Linked DNA regions of Homo sapiens: all the other regions are linked to region 2. Evidence: chromatin loops called from intact Hi-C (ENCODE). Cell type or tissue: OCI-LY7. All regions are shown on one strand. Region 1 overlaps DTX1 (deltex E3 ubiquitin ligase 1). Region 2 overlaps OAS2 (2'-5'-oligoadenylate synthetase 2). Region 3 has its middle 6.3 kb from the start of OAS1. Region 4 has its middle 8.0 kb from the start of DTX1.

Evidence for each region. A loop is a pair of places that touch in the nucleus more often than their neighbours do. Peaks named below come from ENCODE experiments on the same cell type or tissue, not always from the same donor. Only the 100,000 strongest peaks of a DNase experiment are listed, where the experiment ranks them.
Region 1: a loop joins it to region 2, with 7 times the contacts of the local background. A loop is called at or near these places in 16 of 110 quality-filtered maps.
Region 3: a loop joins it to region 2, with 7 times the contacts of the local background. A loop is called at or near these places in 11 of 110 quality-filtered maps.
Region 4: a loop joins it to region 2, with 4 times the contacts of the local background. A loop is called at or near these places in 32 of 110 quality-filtered maps.

What each region holds. Positions count from the first base shown.
Region 1 is chr12:113,097,042-113,099,541 of GRCh38, reverse strand. It overlaps DTX1 (deltex E3 ubiquitin ligase 1), which reads right to left. Exons shown (of 10, transcript NM_004416.3): 10 at 1,517-2,500. RASAL1 (RAS protein activator like 1) reads left to right here. Exons shown (of 21, transcript NM_001301202.2): 21 at 1-264. Among named protein-coding and RNA genes, the nearest start is that of RASAL1, 37 kb to the left of the region's middle. RefSeq lists enhancers at 1,033-1,292, 1,509-2,050. In OCI-LY7, CTCF peaks have their summits at 834 and 1,033 (motif pointing right); DNase peaks (open chromatin) are centred at 309, 1,001 and 1,627; H3K27ac peaks cover 2,500 bases.
Region 2 is chr12:112,991,935-112,994,434 of GRCh38, reverse strand. All of the region lies in intron 2 of OAS2 (2'-5'-oligoadenylate synthetase 2), which reads right to left. Among named protein-coding and RNA genes, the nearest start is that of OAS2, 15 kb to the right of the region's middle. In OCI-LY7, CTCF peaks have their summits at 1,263 and 1,464 (motif pointing right); a DNase peak (open chromatin) is centred at 1,404; H3K27ac peaks cover 1,109 bases.
Region 3 is chr12:112,899,419-112,901,918 of GRCh38, reverse strand. No RefSeq gene overlaps it. Among named protein-coding and RNA genes, the nearest start is that of OAS1, 6.3 kb to the left of the region's middle. In OCI-LY7, CTCF peaks have their summits at 1,245 and 1,446 (motif pointing left); a DNase peak (open chromatin) is centred at 1,418; H3K27ac peaks cover 888 bases.
Region 4 is chr12:113,047,499-113,049,998 of GRCh38, reverse strand. No RefSeq gene overlaps it. Among named protein-coding and RNA genes, the nearest start is that of DTX1, 8.0 kb to the left of the region's middle. RefSeq lists an enhancer at 1-2 and a silencer at 1,071-1,190. In OCI-LY7, a CTCF peak has its summit at 1,191 (motif pointing left); DNase peaks (open chromatin) are centred at 128 and 1,108; H3K4me3 peaks cover 889 bases; H3K27ac peaks cover 2,439 bases.

The DNA.
Region 1 (2,500 bases), 110 kb before region 2:
CCAGATGGGCACTAAATGGCCTCACTCCTTCCTGTTTTCATGTCTGCTAATCCCTATAACCTCACTGATTCTTCTGTACCCTGCCCTTGGCCTAGGACTCCAACCACAAGCTTCCAGAATCAGGTGCCCTCAGGAAGAACCAAGGCTGGGTGGGGGTCCAGTGTGCCAAACTCAGACCCTTGGAGCCTGGGAGACCTTGGGCCAGGCTGTTTATCTCTCTCTGGGTCTCAGATTACCCTGTATAAAAAGAGGAGGGAAAGTCTAGATGTGTGGTTTTCAAACTGGATTCCAATGAGGTAGTTCAAGAACAAGGGAGGAGTTTCTCTGACTGTGGGCCAAAGACCACCCGCTAGAATGTCTGCTAGAAATGCAGATTTCTGAGGCCCAGCCAGCTACTGACTCAGAATCTGAGGGTATATGAAGGCAAGAATCAGGGTTATTTAACAGATTCCGTAGGTCATTTGGATGAGTATCAGCTTTGAGGACCACAGGCCTGGGGAATGGGCAATTTTATTTTATTTTGTTTTTAGAGTTGGGGGTCTCACTCTGTTGCCCAGGCTGCAGTACAGTGGCATGATCATAGGTCAGTGCACCCTCAAACTTCTGGACTTCAGTGATCCTCCCACGTTAGCCTCCAGAGCAGCTGCGACTACAGGTGCAAGCCATCACGCCTGGCTAATTTTTAAATTTTTGTAGAGATGGGGGGTCTCACTATGTTGCCCAGGCTGGTCTCAAGCTCCTGGCGTCAAATGAGCCTCCCGCTTCGGCCTCCTTAGTTGCTGGGATTACAGGTGTGAGTCAGTGCCTGGCTTGCAATTTTATATGCCAGAGTTTGGGTTGAGGTTTTGTCTGAGAATGAACCACGGAGTACAAATGTTTGGGAACATGTGACTGGCAGAACTGGAAGGGCCTCCAAGGACTCGTTTCCGGTGTTGTGTCACTAGGGGGTGGGACAGAAACCAAAGCCTACCTGGCAGGGGATCAAGTGGACCAGGAAAGACACGGCGCTATCCCGAGGGTGGCCAGCAGGGGTTGCCCGAAGCCGCAGCATCCACCAGAACTACAGGGGCGTCCTGGCATGTTGCAGAGAGGCTGATTTAAGGCTGGGGTCCATCCCTGTTTTTCCCTAGTTAGAACCTGACCCTCCTCCCCAAGGACAGGGTCCTGACAAGCTCTGAGATCCTGATGAGCTGATCACAGTGTCTCCCAGCTCCTCCGTATTTCCCTCGAGGCTCCCAGCTCTGCACCTGAGTTCCTTGTTTCTTGTCATTGTGCCAGGGAGCAGATGTGTGCATTGCCTTGTGCTCTTGTGAAAGAGAAGGGCACTTTCACCTCTGCATTCTTGGAGACTAGGACTAGGAGGGTCTGCCACTGCTTCACCGCCCCCACCCCTTCCAGCCCGAGGCAAGGACCCTGAAGTCATTCTCTTGCAAGCCATCACTCCCCAACGGGGCTGACTGCAGCCCCCAGGAACAGAGCCACCCACCCCTCTCTTGGCAGGAAAAGACCAGGCGAGGAGGAGAAAGACCATTTATTTCTCCACCCACAGTGGGACTGGTAGGTTTTGAAAAGAGCAATCGCTGGCATCCCTTTAAATCTTGGCTGACTCCCACCGTGGCAGCCAATCAGCAGAGGCGGAGCTGGTGAGTTGCCTGGGCAACAGGCCCCTGGTTGGCCGAAGACAATTAGCCACCCCACTGCCCACTCCCAACGAAAGGGAAATTGACTCTCTGCTGTCCACTCTGCTTTAAAATACATCGGCCCAAACTAGGCCTCCTCCTTTCGCTCCTGAAGTCAGAAGCGCCAGCCTTTGGCTCTCAAAATTGGGAGCGATTTGGTGGAGAGGATGGGGTAGGGAGGATGGGAGAACAGCGCCTTTATCTGGGACAGACAGAAGGCCTGGAGATGGGAAGGGAGAAGGAGATCAGAGTCCAGAGAGATGAAGAGGCACAGACACAAAATCAGGACCCTCTAGTCCCCGCTCGTGCTGGCCATTCTTTTGTAGAACTGCTCAGTCATCTGGGGGCTTCCACCCCATGGGCCCACAATTGCCCAATCAGTGGGTGGCAGACATGGGTGATGACACGGAATGGGTGAGGCATCTGGGGTACACTGAGTTTCCCGAGTCCCTCTTTGCCCCCCGAGCCCTGGCAGGCCCCTAAGGGCTTGCCCCGCATCCTCCAGTTTGCAGACAAGGCTGTACAGATGCAACTGAGACACAGATGGGGATCCACATGGGGGGGTCATGGGGTCTTTCTGTCTCTTCTCTTCCAGCCTGGGGGCAAGTACAGGCACGTGGGTGTGCGTGCATGAGTTCAACAGGACATGTGTGTTTGTGTGTGAGGGGGCGGGTCTCTGTCTTTTTGGTAGGGAGGTTTCCAGTACTCTCTGCTTGGCCCTCTCAGGGAGCTATGATTCGGGGCCAGCCTGACATGCCATCTCTCTTCATCCCAGCTGCCACCAGGCAGGTCCCCTGAATGGCTGCGGCCCCTTCCGCAGG
Region 2 (2,500 bases):
AAAAATAAAAATAAAATAAACACATTTATTGATTGATTACTGTTACTGAAACACCAGGGGTTCAGTCTAGGTCCTGCTGCTCACCACATAGAAAGCCAATGGCGGAAACAAGTGTTGCCAAGAAGAAGGCTTTAATCAGGTGCTGCAGCTGAGGAGATGGGAGATCAGTCTCAAATCCTTCTCCCTGACAGACTAAAGTTAGGGTTCTATATAGCAGGGAAGAAATGTAACTATGTGTGGGAAAACGGGAATTAGGGAGGGGTAAGGAGGTAATCATGAGGAATAAGGGATTTGACATCCCATTGTCTGGATGCAGTGACTGGTGAGTTTCAGTTCTTTGATACTTTTTGAGAGGTCTGAGGTTCCTTTTCTGAGGAAGGAACTTAGATAAAACAAATGTAAGTTTCAAGCTTTAAGATCAGAAGGGTCAATTTCTATGTTCATTAAAAAACAAAACAACCCTCCCCCCCCCACAAAAAAACAACCAAACAAATAGAAACAAAAACAAACAAAAAATGGTCTATAGGACTACTGAGTTTGTTTCATCATTATTCTTACTTTTAGAGACAGAGTCTTCTCTGTCGCTCAGGCTGGACTGCAATGGCACAATCATAGCTCACTGTACCCTCAAATATATTTCAAGGCTCAAGTGATCCTCCTGCCTCAGCCTTCTGAGTACCTGGGACCACAGGCGTGTGCCACCATGTTTGGCTTTTTTTTTGGAGAAAAAAAAAAGCCTGTTGCCCAGGCTGGTCTTGAACTCCTGGCCTCAAGTGATCCTCCCACCTTGGCCTTCCAAAGTGTTGGAATTACAGACGTGAGCCAGCTCCCTGGCCCATAAACACATTTAGATAAGAAACCAGGAGAAAGCAGCTAGCTTGTTCCTTTCATACACCCCAGTGGATATTTACTGACTCCCTAGGCATGGTTCTGGGCACTTGGCATGCAGGGAGGTTGACGGAAAGAGCATTCTATCTTCCCCCATAATGATAATAAATAGCTAACGTTTATGGTGTGTTTACTCTAAGCCTTTTATGTACAGTGAAACATACAAGCCTCACAAAACTCTTAGCTGGCAAGTGCAATTGCAATTACTAATTTACAGATGAGGATAATGGAAATACCAGCCAGTCAAGTAAATAGGTACTTCTTGCTTTGGGTCAAAGGCCCTAGGGGGAGAGTTGTAGTGGCACACAGTGGTGGAAAGAGATGCAGAATTGGAGACAGCCAGCCTGGACCTGGTGTAAAAATAGGCCAGATTAGTTAGGCTAATATTTAGTTTAAAAAACAAAACAAAACGAAAAGCAAGTTACCAATTCCCCTGTAGGTTGCTTTTCTCAGAAAGTGACCCTGTGTTTCCTTGCAGAAAAAGGAGCTTATAATAATTTGGAATGTGCAGCTTTACCACCATCTAGTGGCAGCTTCTGGGTAGCACATGTGGGGAAGAGTTTATTTCTCATTCTCACACCATCCTTGCATGATGGGGTGAACCCAGTAGAGGGCGCTCTGGCCAGGTCTCCCAGCATGGCACTTGGAACAGGAAGAGAGGACTTTCCTATGAGAATTATGATGCACCTGTCTCCCTCCTTGACTCCAGCCCTTGTTTGAAGCAGGCCCCCACCCCCAACCCTGAGCATCCTAATGGCCCTGGAATCTAGTTTCTAGTCTGACTGTACAGCTGGCAGGCATAAGTGAGTAGTAGGACCAGGATAAGAACTCAGAACTGCCAACCTCCCAAACTGGTACATGTTTCCCCAAGCCAGGCCACCTTTCTGTGAATGTGAGTTATCAGGATGTCTGTATGTCTCCTCCTTATCAGTGATGCCTGGGCTAATTGTTCTTCATGGTTCCTGGTAACCCAGAAATTCCTTAAAACTATAGGTGATGGAAGGTACTCTGGCCATGGGCTTAGAAGACCTGGGCTTTTCTGTTTCCCCATTTGTTTAATGATGGCTTAAGTTTCAGCTTGGGAATTTTCCCTTCCCCTCCCCTCTCTTCCCCTCCCCTCCCCTTTTCTTTTCTTTCTTTCTTTTTTTTTTTTCTTTTGACAAGATCTTGCTCCGTTGTCCAGGCTGGAGTATAGTGGTGTAATAATAGCTCACTGCAACCTTGAACTCCTGTGCTCAAGTGATCCTCCTGCCTCAGTCTCCCCAGTAGTTAGGAATACAGCTGCATGCCACCACATCTAATTTTTAATTCTTTTGTAGAGATGGGGTTTCACTATGTTGCCCAGGCTGGTCTTAAACTCCTGGCCTCAAGTAATCCTCTTGCCTCAGCCTCCCAAAGCGCTGGGATTATAGGCAAGAACCACTGTGCCCAGCCTGGAATTATTTAAGTTTGTGATTATATGTGCACCTGTACTTGAGACTTTGTGCTTGAGACTATCCATCTATCTACCTCATCCATAAATATATACATATATTTAATATCTATCTATCCATCCATCCATCTACATTCATTTTTCCATCCATTTACCTTCCATCCATTTATCCATCATGCT
Region 3 (2,500 bases), 93 kb after region 2:
CAACCTCCACCTCCCAGGTTCAAGTGATTCTCCTGCCTCAGCCTCCCAAATAGCAAGGATTACAGGTGCCCGCCACCACGCCTGGCTAATTTTTTGTATTTTCAGTAGAGACAGGATTTCACCATATTGGCCAGGCTGGTCTTGAACTCCTGACCTCAGGTGATCCACCTGCCTGGCCTCCCACAGTGCTGGGATTGCAGGCATCAGCCACCATGCCTGGTCAAAAATTATTTTTAATTATTATGAATACATAAGAGTTGTACATATTTATGGGGTGCATGCAATATTTTGGACACAGGTGTATGATGTGTCACAATCACATCAGGGTAATTGGGGTGTCCATCACCTTGAATGGCTTGCTTAACCTCATCAAGCCAATGTCCCTGGCAGATCTGATTGAGCTGAGCAAGGGTCAGCCTGGCAGGTTTCAGAGCATTGAGTGTTTAATCCACTTGGCGGTAAGCCCAGCCGCAATTGGGCCTGCACTGCTTTCACCAGGAACCACCAGCCCTGTGACCTGCCCCTTTTCCTGGCCTCCCTTTTGTCATCCCTGATGGGAAACCAGACCTCAGCAACTTGATCTTGCCTCTGACTCCTACTCAGAACAAACATCTCTAGATGTTGGCTGAATTTCTGTGGGCACCAGCAGGAGAGTCTGCTCCCATCTGTGCAGAGACCTTGGAGATCTGATTTCTGCCTCACCTGAACTTCACCCACTTTCAGCTCCAACGTCCTGTTTTCAACCAATGCCAGTTCAAGAGCATTTTCCCCGATGCAAGCTGCGTGAGGGAGCCCAAGTTTAGGGGCTGGCAAGCGGAGGTGGCACTTGTCAAGTCTCTACTACGTGCCAGGTACTCTCGATGGACTGTACCGTTAACATCTCTCAGCAACTCTTTGAAATATTTATTACTCCAGCTGAGGAAACTGATACTCAGTGAGGCTAAATGACTTGGCCAAGTTCCCATAGCTAGAAAGTGTCAGTCAGAATTTGAATGCTGGACTTAATTGAAATTTTGGCTCGCGTTCTTTTCAGGGCAGATGCTTTCCAACACACCATATAGCCACTTACAGAGTGTTTTATTTCAATGGGGTCAGCCAGGGGTCAGGGGTGGGGCAGCACAATTAGCTAGATCAGGTGTACTAATATTTATGAAAACTTTCCTCCTGTATGTTCATCTCAGTCTGTTAGGCTTGTCTGCATATAAATGAAGATCAACCAGTTTAAGGATGGAAATTAGGCTTCTTTTTAACCGCCACCCATGACTGACTGGTGGTGGCTCCCTGGAACCCTGGGTTGAGAGGGACTCAGAGGCTGCTTGTAGGTTCTGTAGGAAAGATGCCGTATTGATTAGTGATGTCTGCCAGGAGCACAGGGAGAATGGCAAGTGTCTCCAGCTGTTCCTGTGAGGCTTCTAAGGACATAATTAGCACCTCTCTCCACCTAGTGGCAGCTAGCTAAATTGCCACCAGGAAAAACTGATCAACTTTTTGGGTAGTGGTTTTCAAAGTCATCATGAAGGTGGAAATCACAAGGCATCAACCAGGAAATATTTTCTTTTTCTTTTTTTTTTTTTTTTTGAGGCGGCGTCTTACTCTGTCACCCAGGTTGGAGTACAGTGGTATGATCTCAGCTCACTGCAACCTCCACCTCCCAGGTTCAAGCTATTCTCCTGTTTCAGCCTCCCGAGTAGCTGGCACTACAGGTGCACGCCACCACACCTGGCTAATTTTTGTATTTTTAGTAGAGACAGGGTTTCACCCTGTTGGCCAGACTGGTCTCGAACTCTTGACCTCAGGTGATTCACCCACCTCGGCCTCCCAAAGTGCTGGGATTATAAGCATGAGCTGCTGTGCCCGGCCAGAAAATATTTTCAACTATACACCTTATCCTCAGGGTTTAGCAGAATCTGTGGGGAAAGAAATCTCCCAAGTGAGACTAACATGCCAGCTTTTGCTTTTGAGGGCACAAACAGGAAATGGTCTCAAAGAAAAGAGAATTATCTGTGGGACAGAATTGATGGCTCCTTCTTGAAGTAACCATTACTGATAAATTGCTTAAGCACTTTGGGGATGGATTATAGTGTGATTAAGAATTCTAGAGGCCGGGTGTAGTGGCTCACACCTGTAATCCCAAAACTTTGAGTAGCCAAGGCAAGTGGATCACCTGAGGTCAGGAGTTTGAGACCAGCCTGACCAACATGGCGAAACCCTGCCTCTACTAAAAATATAAAAATTAGCCGGGTGTGGCGGCAAGCACCTGTAGTCCCAGCTACTCGGGAGGCTGAGGCAGGAGAATCACTTGAACCCGGGAGGTGGAGGTTGCAGTGAGCAGAGATTGTGCCACTGTACTCCAGCCTGAGGGACAGAGGGAGACTCCATAATAAAAAAAAAAAAAAAAAAGATTTTTTTTTTCTGGAGAGTCAGTTGCTGACTCAGTTCACCTTCAGGACTATCGAGAATCTCCAATGAGAGAATCATTGTAGGTTGGAAGGTGCTACAA
Region 4 (2,500 bases), 56 kb before region 2:
AGCCAGTGAGTCCTACCTGGTGAAATCACTGGCCCTGTGGCCAGAAGATCATGGTGTGAGTTTCTTCAAGAAAGATTTCTTAAGAGAAACTGCAAACTGGAGGGTTGGTGCTCGCACAGCAGAAGCCCCTGGGAGATGGAAGGGGACCCAGGCGGCATCGGCTAAGGGGTATGGAATAGCAGTTAGCCCATTCATGGAGTGATTTCTAGGTACAGGGATTTTATTACACTCTTCTTTTCTTTTGAGACAGGGTCTCGCTCTGTCACTCAGACTGGAGTGCAGTGGCATGATCTCAGCTCACTGCAACTTCCTCCACCCAGGTTCAAGTGATTCTCTTGCCTCAGCCTCCCAAGTAGCTGGGATTACAGGCATGAGCCACCATGCCTGGCTAATTTTTGTATGTTTAGTAGAGACAGGGTTTCACCATGTTGGCCAGGCTGTTCTCAAACTCCTGACCTTAAGTGATCCACCTCGGCATCCCAAAGTGCTGGGATTACAACCCTGAGCCACCTTATTATGCTCTTTTAATCCTCCCAACAACTCTGACAGGCATTATTACAGATTTTACAGGTGGGGAAACTGAGGCAGTAGAGGTTGTGGCATACACAGTGAGTATTTGAGCCTGAAAACCCCAGGTCTGGCTGACCTCGGAGCTCTTGCACCTGGGATATGAGGTGTCTGATCTATTTCCATTGTGGTGTCCCTTTGTCTTTGGGGACCACAGTTTCTCTCCTTTATAGTGTGGGTGGGTGGGTCCTTGCCTCCTGTCCTCTCTTCCCCAGCTCCTGGGCCATCGAGAAGGCCTATGAGCAGCCAGGCGAAGTGGGAACACTCAATCTGGAATTCGCTGTGTCTCCAACGTGGAGAGAAGGAACCCAGAGAAAGAACGGGGTTTAGAGTTAGTGTGGCCTGGGGTGTGGTGGAAGTTTAGTGTGGCTAGGGGACTAAGAGAGGGAGTTGGGGGGAGGTGTGTTTGTGTGTGTGTGTGTGTGTGTGTGTGTGTGTGTGTTGCTTATGCAGAGCTGGTTCATTTGGGGAAGGGTGGGGGGAGCAGAAAAGAGAGAGGAACCCTAGACCTTTTCCTCCCTGTACAAATCAACCGCCTGAGTCCAGCAGGCAGGGCCGGGAAATGAAATGGGAGCGTGTGTATAGAACGCCCCCTAGTGGTCTATTTTGGTCCCTCGTTCTAATGCTGGAGACATTTCCAGATAATTTATTTTTAATTTTTTTGTTGCAGTAAACATGCATACCATAAAATTTACCATCTCAATTCTATCTAAGCTAAGTGTTAAGCATATACACATTGTCTTACAACCGATTTCTGTACTTTTTCATCTTGCAAAACTGAAACTGTACCCTTTAAACAAGAATTTTCCCATTTTCCCCTCCCTCCAGGCTGTAGCACCCACTGTTCTACTTTCTGTCTCTAAGAACTTGACTAGTCCAGTACCTCCTATAAGTGGAAGCATGCAGTGTTTGCCTTTTTGTGCCTGGCTTATTTCACTGAGCGTAATGTCCTCAAGGTTTCCCCATGTTGTAGCTGTGTCGGGATTCTCTTCCTATTTAGGGCGAAGCATATTCCACTGTAGGTATAGACCACATTTTGTTATCTATTTGTTATCTGTTCATCTGTCAGTGGACCCTTGAGTTGCTTCTACCTGTTGGTCATTGTGAATAGAGCTGTTATGAGTATGGGTGTACAAATATCTCTTCCAGACTTTGTTGTCACTTCTTTTGGGTGTATCCCCAGAAGCGAGATTGCTGGATCATATGTGCTAGACTGAACTCCCCGCTCCCCTTTTCATATGTTGAAGCCCTCACCTGCAATGTGACTGTATTTGGAGATAGGGCTTTTAGGAGGTAATTAAGATCATAAGGGGCTGGGCGCTGTGGCTCACGCCTGTAATCTCAGCACTTTGGGAGGCAGAGATGGATAGATCACTTGAGGTCAGGATTCGAGACCAGGCTGGACCAACATGGTGAAACCTCGTCTCTACTAAAAATACAAAAATTAGCCAGGTGTGGTGGCACGCTCCTGTAGTGCCAGCTTCTCCGGAGGCTGAGGCAAGAGAATCCCTTGAACCCTGGAGAGAGAGGTTGCAGTGAGCCAAGATCGCGCCACTGCACTCCAGCCTGGGTGACAGAGTGAGACTCCTTTTCAAAAGAAAAAAAAATCAAAAGGGGTCATAAGGATGGAGTACTAACTTGATAAAAATGGGTAGCCTTATAAGAAGAGGAGAGACAGGGATCTCTCTTTCTCCTTCCCTGTGCATACAGGCAATGAGGAATGGCTGTGTGAGGGAGTATCAAGAAGACAGCAGCCTGTAAGCCAGGGATGGGGGTCTCACAAGAACCAGACCATGCTGGCACCCTGATCCCAAACTTCCAGCCTCCAGAACTGTCGGAAGTAAATTTCTGTTGTTTAAGCCACCAGTCTATGATATTTTCTTTTCTCTTTTCTTTTCTTTTCTTTCTTTCTTTCTTTCTTTCTTTCTTTCTT